Regions from separate parts of the Mus musculus genome. Here region 1 is linked to region 2. Evidence: chromatin loops called from intact Hi-C (ENCODE). Cell type or tissue: heart. All regions are shown on one strand. Links, peaks and the distances in the headings refer to the core of each region. The heading gives the core; the rest is flanking DNA.

Evidence for each region. A loop is a pair of places that touch in the nucleus more often than their neighbours do. Peaks named below come from ENCODE experiments on the same cell type or tissue, not always from the same donor. Only the 100,000 strongest peaks of a DNase experiment are listed, where the experiment ranks them.
Region 1: it touches region 2 in a loop (3.0-fold over the local background); 1 of 42 quality-filtered maps calls a loop at or near these places.

What each region holds. Positions count from the first base shown.
Region 1 is chr10:40,244,327-40,249,465 of GRCm38, forward strand. It overlaps Rpf2 (ribosome production factor 2 homolog), which reads right to left and starts at 2,713. Exons shown (of 10, transcript NM_023323.3): 1 at 2,627-2,713; 2 at 259-391. The coding sequence starts at 2,649. Gtf3c6 (general transcription factor IIIC, polypeptide 6, alpha) reads right to left here. Exons shown (of 6, transcript NM_026113.5): 6 at 3,375-5,139. In heart, for the core only: no CTCF peak of the experiment used is centred there; a DNase peak (open chromatin) is centred at 2,745; H3K4me3 peaks cover 1,596 bases; H3K27ac peaks cover 1,288 bases.
Region 2 is chr10:39,893,025-39,899,328 of GRCm38, forward strand. It overlaps Mfsd4b4 (major facilitator superfamily domain containing 4B4), which reads right to left and starts at 6,182. Exons shown (of 5, transcript NM_001384225.1): 1 at 5,890-6,182; 2 at 2,488-2,972; 3 at 1,748-1,916; 4 at 992-1,108. The coding sequence starts at 2,505. In heart, for the core only: a CTCF peak has its summit at 3,678 (motif pointing right); no DNase peak of the experiment used is centred there; H3K4me3 peaks cover 39 bases; H3K27ac peaks cover 733 bases.

The DNA of each region.
Region 1 (5,139 bases), core at 1,093-5,092, 350 kb after region 2:
TGAGCCAGGCCAGACACTGTGGCTCCCATCTGTAATCCCGGGCTCAGTGAGACGAAAGGTGAGCAATGTGGCTCAGTGAGAATGCTGCTGGCCAGCAAGGGCTGACAAGATGGCAAGGCATTCCTCGAAGAGCATCCAAGTTCTGCTACCACCACATCAACAGGCTCACAGGTATAGTCACATATGTACATACTCACACACACACGCATACACATACTACAAAATACAGAATTGGAAGCAACAATTCCATATGCCTACCATGTCTCTGAGTACTTGTGTCACGGTTGCATTTGCATTTCCGCCTTTAATCAGCATGGCATTCTTAATGTTCTCAGTGAGTTTCGGTTCTCTCTTCTCAAGGAATCTCTTAGCCCTTTTAGTTTTAGGCTTTCTGTAAAAAAAAAAAAAAAAAAGCACAATTCAGAACAAGTTACACATTTTCCTCATATGACAGGAACTCAGCAGGAATGGTACTCACATTTATCAAGCAGGATTCCAACAATAACAACAAACAAAACAAAACAAAAACCTCACTTAGCCAGTGTGTGATGGTGGCACACGAGTTTAATCCCAGCACTTGTGAGGCAGAGGCAGGCCGATTTCTGAGTTCGAGGCCAGCCTGGTCTACAGAGTGAGTTCCAGGACAGCCAGGGCTACACAGAGAAACCTTGTCTCAACAAACAAACAAAAATCCCTACTTTTTCAAGATGGTATTAGCAACAGTATTTTATCATTACTGTTAGATATGTGTTTTATTAGCTTTTGGTTTCTTACATAAACTTCCTTTTTGCTATTCTCACTTGTTCTAATACTAATTTTTTCTACACCTCTTATTAAACACTAAAGGATTGTGGGGCTTCGAGGTTAGGTTAAGAGCAAGTGCTGCCTTTGTAGATCTGAATGTAGATTTGGTTCTTAGCACCCACAGGACAGCTCCCAACTGGCTGTAATTCCAGTTCCAGGGACCTGCTGTTCTCTTCCGGCTTCTGCGGGCATTGCATACACAAGTGCACATAAATACAAGCTAGCATTCACACATACATAAATAAAAATAAATTTAAAAAATGAGATGACGTCAAGTTAAGCGTTGTTTTTAACTTAGTATGTTTCTGCATGGTGGCCTGTAATTACAGCTCTTTAACAAATCAGGCAACTCAAGACTAAAAAAATAATATGCCCAAGATCTTCACTGCTGGCATGGAAGCCAACGTTAAAATTGTACTAGATGTAAGTTACAACTCCAATGTGCAAATAATTCAGGGGGCAGGGTATGGGGGACTTTTGGGATAGCACTGGAAATGTAAAGAAAATACCTAATTTAAAAAAAAAGAATGTAAAAAAAAAGAATTCAACTTTGCTTCTGATTTGCTGCAGTAAACATGATACTTTTCACAGTTTTCTATGAACAAAATTTCTCCTCTCTCAAATAAAAATAACCCTCCATTTCCCAGTCTTGGGACAGGTAGGGAAAGAAGAAAGAGAGAAAAAAAAGAAGGGAGGAGGGACAAAAAGAGAGCGAGAGAAAGAGAGAGAGAAAGAAAAGGGGAGGTAGGGAGGGGAGGAAGGAAAGGAAGGAGAAAGGGAGAGGAAAGAAAGAAAAAAATAAAAGAAAACCCAAAATATGCATACACCTTAATTTCCCACATAGAATTTAAAAATTCTCCTCCAATGAAATGTCATGTATAAAACCAAGTTAGGCTGAGCAGTAGTGACACATGCCTTTAATCCCAGCACTTGGGAGGCAAAGGCAGGCAGATTTCTGAGTTCAAGGCCAGCCTGGTCTACAGAGTGAGTTCCAGGATAGCCAGGGCTATACAGAGAAACCCCGTCTCGAAAAAACAAACAAACAAAAAAAAAAAAAACCCAAGTTAGTCATTTAATAGTCAGTCAAAGATGTACACATTTTATTGAGTTAAATCAAGGCACACACTGTTTTTATACACTTTACAGCCCGTGTCTTTATGCAATTTGACTAACCAGTTATCAATATAAATAGCACCTTACTAGTTAGTCATAGTAGGTGCACAAAATTCATTAATGACTAAAAAGAAACTGTCGTCTACACTACATATTTACTTAAGTAGCAGAAAACTGTAAGAACCAATGCAATAGCATTTGGGAACTCAATAAGTATTTTTTGAACAAACGTAACCATCACTCAGGGAAATGCAGAAGTGTACAAGGTTGGAAGGAAAAGAAAAATTCCCATTTTGTACCTGTTGTGGCAAACACTGCTCTCTACAGTTCTATGACACACGGCTGTTGTGACAGCTATTTTTTACAGGGTAAACTGATTTAGGGCTGTTCAAATGCCCAGAGTGACAAAACTTTGAGTCCAGTTTGTCGCCTGGTTCTTGTCAGATTCCGAGGCCACCACCATTCTCACAGCTCAGAATCTATCAGCGGCGAGGTCATAAGCCGATCACAGCGTCCGCCCTCGCTCCAGTCCACCGCCCGCGGTCTGCCACCACGGCTTCCCCAGCGGCGATTCGGGACGGAGAATCGGCCGAGCCGACTCCTTCCCAGGGACCACTAGCAAAGCACGACCGGAAAGAGCGACAGCGGGAAGACCGCGTCGGAGGTCACGGGAGACTCGCCCCCACGCCATCGCGCCCCACACACTTACAGAACTTTGTCCAAAGCATCCATAGCTGCAAGATCCCTTAGCGAATGCACGTGTACCGATTACTTCCGGGAAGCCGCCGCGAGCGCCGGAAGAGACGGTGCCGGAAGTGCGAAATACCACTTCAATGGACAGCCCGGCTGTCCGCGCTGGCGGCCATTTTGGGAAGGCATGGCGTTCCGTCTCCCTTGGTTACGGAACGTTGTTTGATTGTTCTCCGGAAAGTAAACGACTTAGTCGAGGATTTGGGAGGCAAGTGTTCCTTTTCAGGGAAATAACCAGAATGCTAGAAAGGTTGGAGGTACGGTACTCAGTTACCAAAAGTACTGCTATGAAAAGGACGCCATTAACTGGGAGAGCAGTTGAAGCAGCTTGATTAACCCCTCGCCTTCTACATGAAAGATACACGAAGAATACTGCTCATCGTGACTTTCTCTCAAGTCTCAGTCATATAACTTGCATATAGTTATATAAAATACACCTGGTAATGTGTACAATTCATTGGTTTGGGTGCCTTCACAAAGCCACTGAAGCCAGCACAGCCGTGAAGGCAGTAACACCAGCATTGGGGGAGGAGAGGGCAGAATTGAAAATTAAAAATTCAACCTCCACTCCACAATGAGGTGCACGCGCACACACACACACATCAAAGAACTCAGCATTGGGCTGCAGTCCTGGCATCTCAGTACTTTAGAAAGGAAGGCTGGAAGATCAGGCTGTGTAGGGATTTAGATGCAACCATCAACTATTATCTCATGCAATATACTTTTATTACTTCAAAGAGCTCACATACCCATCCACGAGTGGCACGGTGTTGCCTGGAATTGCCTAGTCTGCTGTACATAGTATGAATTGAATCTCATAGTGTGCAGTCTTGGGTCTGACTTTATTAAATTTTGAGTTTTGTTTTGAGACAGGGTTTCTCTACATCACTTTCTCTGGCCTGTAACTTGCTATATAGATCACCGGGATCTTGAATTCTGTGTTGTTTCTGCCACTTGAGTGACAAAAATTACAGTCATTTGCCACCACAAGTGACCTAATTTACCATTGCAAGGTCTGTGCATTTGTGTGCTCTGTTTTGGGGTGAGGATCTTGAAATGCAGCCAGTGCTGGCATAGAGCTGTTGACCGTGCTGGTGTAGAACCTGAGATGCTGCCTTTCCCTATGGACCACTGGAACTAAATGCATAGCCTACCAAGATTAAAGGCATGTCCTGCCATTCCAGGAAATCCATCTTTTTGCATATTGGGATGGATAATGGCAAGTTAGGAAGGTGGCTTCTAAATAGCTTTAAAGGCCTGGCTGGAGCTACCTGGGCAGTCTCAGTGGTATAGCACTTAACTATATACACCGTCCTAGGCACAAACTCCTGTCCAAGTCTGACCGGACTATTTAAGACACTGTCTCAAAATAAATAAGCAATAAATCCATCTGGTAAACAAACTCCTTTTCCCAAGTTCTATGAGCTGTGCTAGCAAGCAATTGAAGGTGAGAAAAGCATTGTGGGAACATTCAGTTTGTAGGCAAGTCAGAGGCGGTGGGTAACTTGGGGAACTACTTGAGATTAGCATGTAGACTAGAGATGGCACGATGGTATGGGGCTGTGGATCTGACACTAAGTCCAGGTTGACTAAGGATCAGAACTTCAGAACTGGATTAGGTTAGATGACATTGAATATGTATCCTCTAGGAACTCATCTGTGATTTAAACAAAACAAACAAAAAAACCACAAAACCCAGATATATAATATCTGTTGTACAAAAAAAAAGTCATCTGACTTATTGCATTCTTCACAGGATGACTTTAAAACACAAGAACACTTGCTGCGGTCAGAAGGCTAGAGAATTTAAGGCTAGTCTGGGTTACATATAAAAACTCTGTCTCAGGAAAAAAGGAGGGTGAGTATGGGGCAGAAGACAAGAGTGGTGATGGCCCAGCAGTTAGGAGGACTCACTGCTCTTAGGAAGGACAGGACTGCAATCCCAGCACCACATGGCTCATGGCCATCTCTATCTCCAGTTCTAAGAGGCCCAAAGTCTCTTCAGACCTCCTTGAAACTCTTGGCTCTCTTGAAACTCATTTTGTAGACTGGCTGCCCTTGAACTGAGAAATGTGCCTGCTTCTGCTTCCGGAGTGCTGGGATCAAAGGTGTGTGCCACCAACTGCCCCACATAAGTATTTTTAGGAGGGGTGTGTGTGGAGAGGGCTGTGAGGCGGCCCAACAGGTAAAGTGTTCGCTGCACAAGGCTGATGACCTGAGTTTAATTCCCACAAAGGTAGAAGGAGAGAACCTGGGGCTCACAGAGGCCAGAAGCAGGCATCAGATCTCTGGAAACTGAAGTCTCAGATGGCTCCAAACTGCCACGTATACACTAGAAATCGAATCCAGGTCCTCTGGAAGAGCATTTTAACTATGATGCTCTCTCTCATGTTCTAAAAGCTGAATTCCTGTGTGGTCCTACGTGACTCTGGTATACTAAGTCCTGACGTACCTGGAAACGCATACTGTCAA
Region 2 (6,304 bases), core at 1,279-5,278:
CAGGAAGGCTTCAGTTAAGGAGCTCTGACCCACGATCACCCGCAGACTATGCATCATAGCATCTCCTCCTAACATACAGAATCTATAAGCTGGTAAACCACTGCCCCTCTAGAGCCAGGCACATTAGCAAAGGCTTTTCATAGCATGTGCCAACACCACACTGAGGGACATACTGAAATAACACACCTATCTACTTACAAGGGAGGGAGGGAGGGAGGGAGGGAGGGAGAAAAGAGAGAGAGAGAAAGAGAGAGAGAGATGATTGGCATCAGATAGTGGCCAATCATCAAAGCCTTGTATTTTTGCACCTAGTAGTAACTGTCACAGAAGTCAACACCAAAGGTCCTGATGCACCAAGCTCAGTTGTCAGACTCTGCACTGTCCCAATGAAGACCCTATGAGGTGACGGCCAGAAGCATACATTCTTTGGCTCTCTTAACTTTCAGATAAACACACATTTCTACTCTGTAACTTCACAACCAAATGAAACATGAGAGGAGGAAAGGAAGGGATAGAATGCTGGAGTTAGAGGTGAACAAATGCTACATTGCTCTATGAAGAGGCTCTGCTGATGGAAAACAGGGACTTTCCAGGAAAGGCTTCACTGAGCTCACAACTCGGCTGGACGCTGTGTCTGTTCTTCTGGGGCCGCCCAGCAGCTCTCTACTTGCTTTGTCCTCCCAATCATTACAGCTTCCTACAGTAAGATGGCCGGATTCTATCCTAAAAGGAAAGCCTGCGTGTCTGTCCAGGGAAAGACCATCCTTCAGGTTAGGCTATTCTAAATCAGCTCTTGCTTACAGAGAAACACACTTTCTGTTTCCTGCACAGGCGAGTGCTGGAAAACGGATGTTCTGATTGCTAGGACAGTGGTCTGGCTAGGTGCCACGGTCCCAGTCTGATGTTCCTGTGATAGTGTGATGTCATCAGCTGTCCTTTTCCTAGCAGTAGTGTCCCAAACAGCACAGGTGACAATAAAGGATCCACTAACCTGTATCCAGAATGCCCATGGAAACCCCGAAGACAGACATCATGACAATCAGTAGGGCTGCTGTCTTGCAGAATGGCATGAGATAAAGACCAACTGTGGTAGCAGAAAGGGAAACCCCTGAGAAGAAACAGGAAGAACTCAGCTAAAGCACTGCACTGCTTTGGTAACACAGTATTTACTTAATCATCACCAACAAAATATTCTTGCTTCAATGTGAGTTTTAATACATCAATTGATTTGCCTTTATTCTTCCCAATTTATTGAAAATGGCATGCCAGCAGCTCTGCCCTCTTTTCCAGGGTCAGGATCCAAGGTGCTCAGTCCATGCTCAGCTCTGACAAGGGCAGGACAGAGGTGCAGCCTTTTATCACTTCCCCAGCATCCCCTGTCCCTTCATCTCCAAGCCCAAGTCCACAGAACCCAGCAAGGTTCCAGGAACTCATTCTGACACCGCCCCCAGCCCCTCCTCCTCCCCCGTGGCCCCAGAAGCCCCGCCCCTACCCCAGATAAGCAGAGCTTCAGGGTCAGCCAGTGCCTGTGCCTGGAGTGGAGCCTATATCACAGTAAAGTCAGCATTGCTCAGGTGGCCAACACTCACACCCAGGGCCCATCGAGTTCCCAGGGAATCAGTCCAGACTTCCCAGCTCCCACAGTGGATGCCAGCACGCTACCTGGCTCAGGTATCCACCATCTTCCCCATTTAGAGCTGAGTTGTAAATTTGTTGACAGAAACAAAGAAGAGCGGTGTTTACTTACCCAAAAGTAAAAAATGATTTATACAGCCAAACAGGACTCCTCCAATCATAGAGCCACATAAATATCCTGAGGCCCGGCCCACGAAAATCAGAGACAGGCTGCTGATGTTTCTGTTCACGTTCTTCGCCAAGTCTGGAAAGGTGGGCCCCAGGATAGCAACACTTAGTCCCTATAGTTAAAAGCAAGAGAGCCTCTTACTATCGCTGGAACACTGACCAAAAAGTAGCTTTCCCACTGTAACAAAACCACAGGAGGGAGATGACAGTCTACCACAGTGGAACTAAGAAAACATGCACATTATCAGCAGTAAAGCCACAGACTCCCCAGTGGCCTTCTAGTCATAACCTTTGATCCTTTCTTTAAAGTTTTTGTCTTGTTTGGAGACTCAAACTTGCTCTGTAGCTCAAGATGTCCTCTATCTGCTGGTCTCAGCCTCCCACATGCTGCTACTACCAGTGAATCCCAGCACACACAACTATTTAACTTTCTCTTTTAACTGTCTAGCATTAAACAATACCTTAAAGGACCATTCCATATTAATAATGAATATGCAACAAACCAGAGGCTAGGGAGATGGCTCAGTCAGTGAAGTGCTCGCTGCGTGGATATTAGGGCCTGAGTCTGGATCCCCACCAGTCACATAGAAAGGACAGTGTCTTAGTTAGGGTTTGTCTTGCTACAGTCAAACACCAGGAAAACCAGCAAGTTAGGGAAGAAAGGGTTTGTTTATCTGACTATACCTCCGCATTAAAGTCCATGCTTGAAGGAAGGCAGGCTAGGACAGGAGGCAGGAGCTGATGCTGGGACCATGGGAGGGTGCTGCTTCCTGGCTTGCTCCTCACAGCTTGTTCAGTCTGCCTTCTTATAGAACCCAGGACCACCAGCCAGGGATAGCGTCACCCACAATGGGCTGGGCCATCCCCCATCAATCACTAAGAAATGCCTAACAGCCAGATCTTGTGGAGAGATTTTCTCAGCTGAGGTTCCTTCCTCTCAGATGACTTTAGCATCTCTCAAGTTGACATAAAACTAGTCCAGGGCAAGTGACCCCTGTCAACCTGATACACAAACACGTCACTGTTAAGCCACCACCTTTCCTGTCTTGTTCATCCCCAGGATCCCACCTTAACATCAACAACACGATATAAAACATTTTGCAAACTTTAAAGGTTCCAATCTTTACAAATTCAAACACTTTAAAATCCAGTCTCTCAGCTGTGGACTCCTGTAAAATAAAAATTAAATACTTTTTTACTTCAAGGGGGGACAACCCAGAGCAGTTACAATCTTAAGAAAAGCAAAACCAAACTCTAAAAGTGTGAATAATTCAATGTCCGACTGTCATGATCTTCTGGGCTTGGGTCACTTTTCCAGCACTGCCTTCTGTAGTACACAAACTGTCTTTTAGGCTCCAACCCCTCCACTCCACTTACACCCACTGATCTTGGTGGCCATCCCAAGGTACTGGCATCTCCAAAATGTGGGGGTCTTCTGCTGCAACGCTTTCACTAATAGCTTCTCCTGGGCTCTCTTCATAGACTCCAGCCCTACCACACAGTGCCAGGCCTCAGCTTTTCTCCACGACTCCTTAATGCCTCCAAAGACAGCACTACCTGGTGACTTATACTACAGTGGGCTGCCAAGAGGAGGCGCAACCTTGGCCACTCCTGGGACGAAGCTCCTGTGTGCTGACTCTGGGAAAACACTTCCCAGACAATCTGGAATGGACTCTTCAGGCCCAGCTGAGCAGCATCTATTACCCCAGCAAAGCAAAGGCACAGATTCTCAACTCCAATGGCCTGGGAGTCTTTGCTTCCCTCTGAAACTTCCCAAGCCAGGCCTCCATCGACTGTACTGCTCTCAGCATTGTTTTTCTTTTTAGATGTCGGCATGTATATGAGTACTTGGTCTGCACGCACTCTTGCATACCACAAGAGGGCATCAGATCCCATTATAGACAGCTATAGCTGTGGGCTCTGGGAATTGAACTTAGGACCTCTGGAAGAACAGCCAGTGCTCTAAACCCGAGTCACCTCTCCAGCCCCAGCTCTCAACATTTCCTATCTTCCCCATTCCTACAAGAACAGCATGGTCCTTCCACAATCCCAAACAACACGCTCAGGCCTGTCACAGCAATACCCCACTATCCTGGTACCAACTTGTCTTAGTTTGAGTTTTAATTGCTACGATGAAACACCATAACCAAATAGCAAGTTGGGGAGGAAAGGGCTTACACCTCCACACCATAGTCCATCGCTGAAGAAAGTCAGGACAGCAACTCAAACTAGACAGGAACCTGAAGACAGGAGCTGATGCAGAGGCCATGGAGGGGTGCTGCTTACTGGCTTGCTCAGCCTGCTTCCTTATAGAACCCAGGACCATCAGCCCAAGGGATGGCATTACCCACAATGAATGGGCTGGGCCCTTCCCATCAGTCACTAATTAAGAAAATGCCCTATAGCTAGATCTTGTGGAGGCATTTCTCAATTAAGGTTCTCTCTTTTCAGATGACTCTAGCCTGTGTTGGCTTGACATAAACTAGCCAGGACACACAGAAACAGCAGCATGCCTAGAACCCCACACCGAAGAAAAAGGAAAGAGATCCCCAGGGCTCACCGGCCAGCTAGTCTGGCTGAATGGGTGAGCTCCAGGTTCAGTGGGAGGCCCTGTCAATAAGGTGGAGGGCAATTGAGCAAGACACCTCTGGCCTCGACGCACACCATCTGCACAAGGATTTAGAATGTAACAAACTATTCTCAAAATATATACTTATATTTTCAAATATGCTACATGCATAAATACGAAATTTAATTGCTAAAAATTTTTAATTACCAAGCACCAAATTTTGATTTTTACACTAAGATGCCAATATTTCTGGCACACAAGAAGTTGTCCCTTTGAACTGTCTAATGCTGACGATAAATAATCTAATCTACAGTTTTCCTCACACTCCAAAGCTATCAGGAGATGTAAGGGCTGTAAGGCTTTCTTAGCAAAATATAACACGGACAGAATGATTTTAACAATAAGATGTTACACAAGATACTGCCAAGAACTAAAGACTTGCGTTTTAGATGAAGTTCCTAAAAACCTTTAAGGAAACGTTTCTGAGTTTTGAGAACTGTGGATTGTGGGCTGGGGACACAGCTGGGTGAAAGCCTAGCATGAAGTCCTGGGCCAGCCAGCGCCCTGTACGTAATAAACAAACAACAAAACCTGATTGTGCTGCACTGTTCTGCTCCAACCCACGTGTGGTTTCCCTGCCCCAAGCACCAGCAACCAAGAACAAAGACCAGGAGCACACAGGGCCACAGCATGTTCATTCAGATCTTCCTGCAATCACTTGCAATACCTGTTACACACGAGGGGCTCCAGTACCTGCAACGCTTTCTTTCTTCCCTACTTTCCCATCAAAATAATTTTAAGAAACTGAAGCTCCAATTGAGGGACCAGAAGGGACTCCGTCAAAGGTTTAGCTCTCATAGCACTCGAGTCAAAAGTTATCACTTTAGGTCAGTGGTTTATAGCTTTCATCCCAGCACTCAGGAGGCAGGGGCAGGAGGATCTCTGAAATTTGAGACCATCCTGATCTACACAATGAGTTACAGCCATCTGGTCCACAAAAGGACATTTCGGGTCAGCAGCAGGTGCTACACTGGGGAACACTGTCTTTATGGCGTTTTTAGTTCTTGCACTTGAGTGAAGAAAATCATTTAAGTATCTAAAGGCTTGATTTAAATAGGGCCGTGTACAGGGTAAGCAACATGTCCTTGATACTATCATTTAACCAGAAAAGCCACTTTCTTCTCTGGGCCCTTTTTTCCATCTGCGAAATAAAGCAGTTGGTTGGATTTGGTCAGGCCCCCTCAAAGCTGCTTTTCTGGGATCAATTTAGAGCTTCAGTGAGTGGGTGAAGGGGAGCAGGCTCCCCATCTTGTATCTCCCCGTTTTCCGGAGGAAACTTAGCTTGCTCGTGCTGGAAACGTATTAATTTTGCCCGTTTTTCCAGATGACAGAACTGAGACTCAGGAGGATTAACCGATATACACCAGGGGTCACGCACGATGCAGGGCACTGAGACCACGTTCCCTGCAGGACGCTTGCTCCAGCCGTGGCCTGGAGGGTTTGGGCCCAGCTCTCACCAGCCCCAGGAAGGCGGCACAAAGCACCACGGTGGTGAACCAGCGCAGCACGCTTTGGGCACGGCCTTTCCGCACGGAGGCCACCGCTTCTGACTCATTCTCTGCGCCCGGGCCGGCTGGGAGGAGCCGCTGCCCTCCCGCCCCTCCGAACTCCAGCTCCAACTCCAGTGTGGCGGCTCCACCTGCCGTGCTCCGTGCACCAGGCCTCCGGTGTGCAGGGAGGTGCCCGGCCCCGCCCGGCCCGGGAGCCAACAACGCCAGGACCTGCCCGCGCGAGCGTGACCTGGGAGCGGAGCCTCCCCGCCGCGCAGGCGCGGTGTCCCTCACGGTAGCAGAGCGCCTGCATGGATCACAGGCCGGAAATAAAGCCGCCGGCCAATCAGGAGACTTCCTCAAACCGGAAGTTGATGTGGTT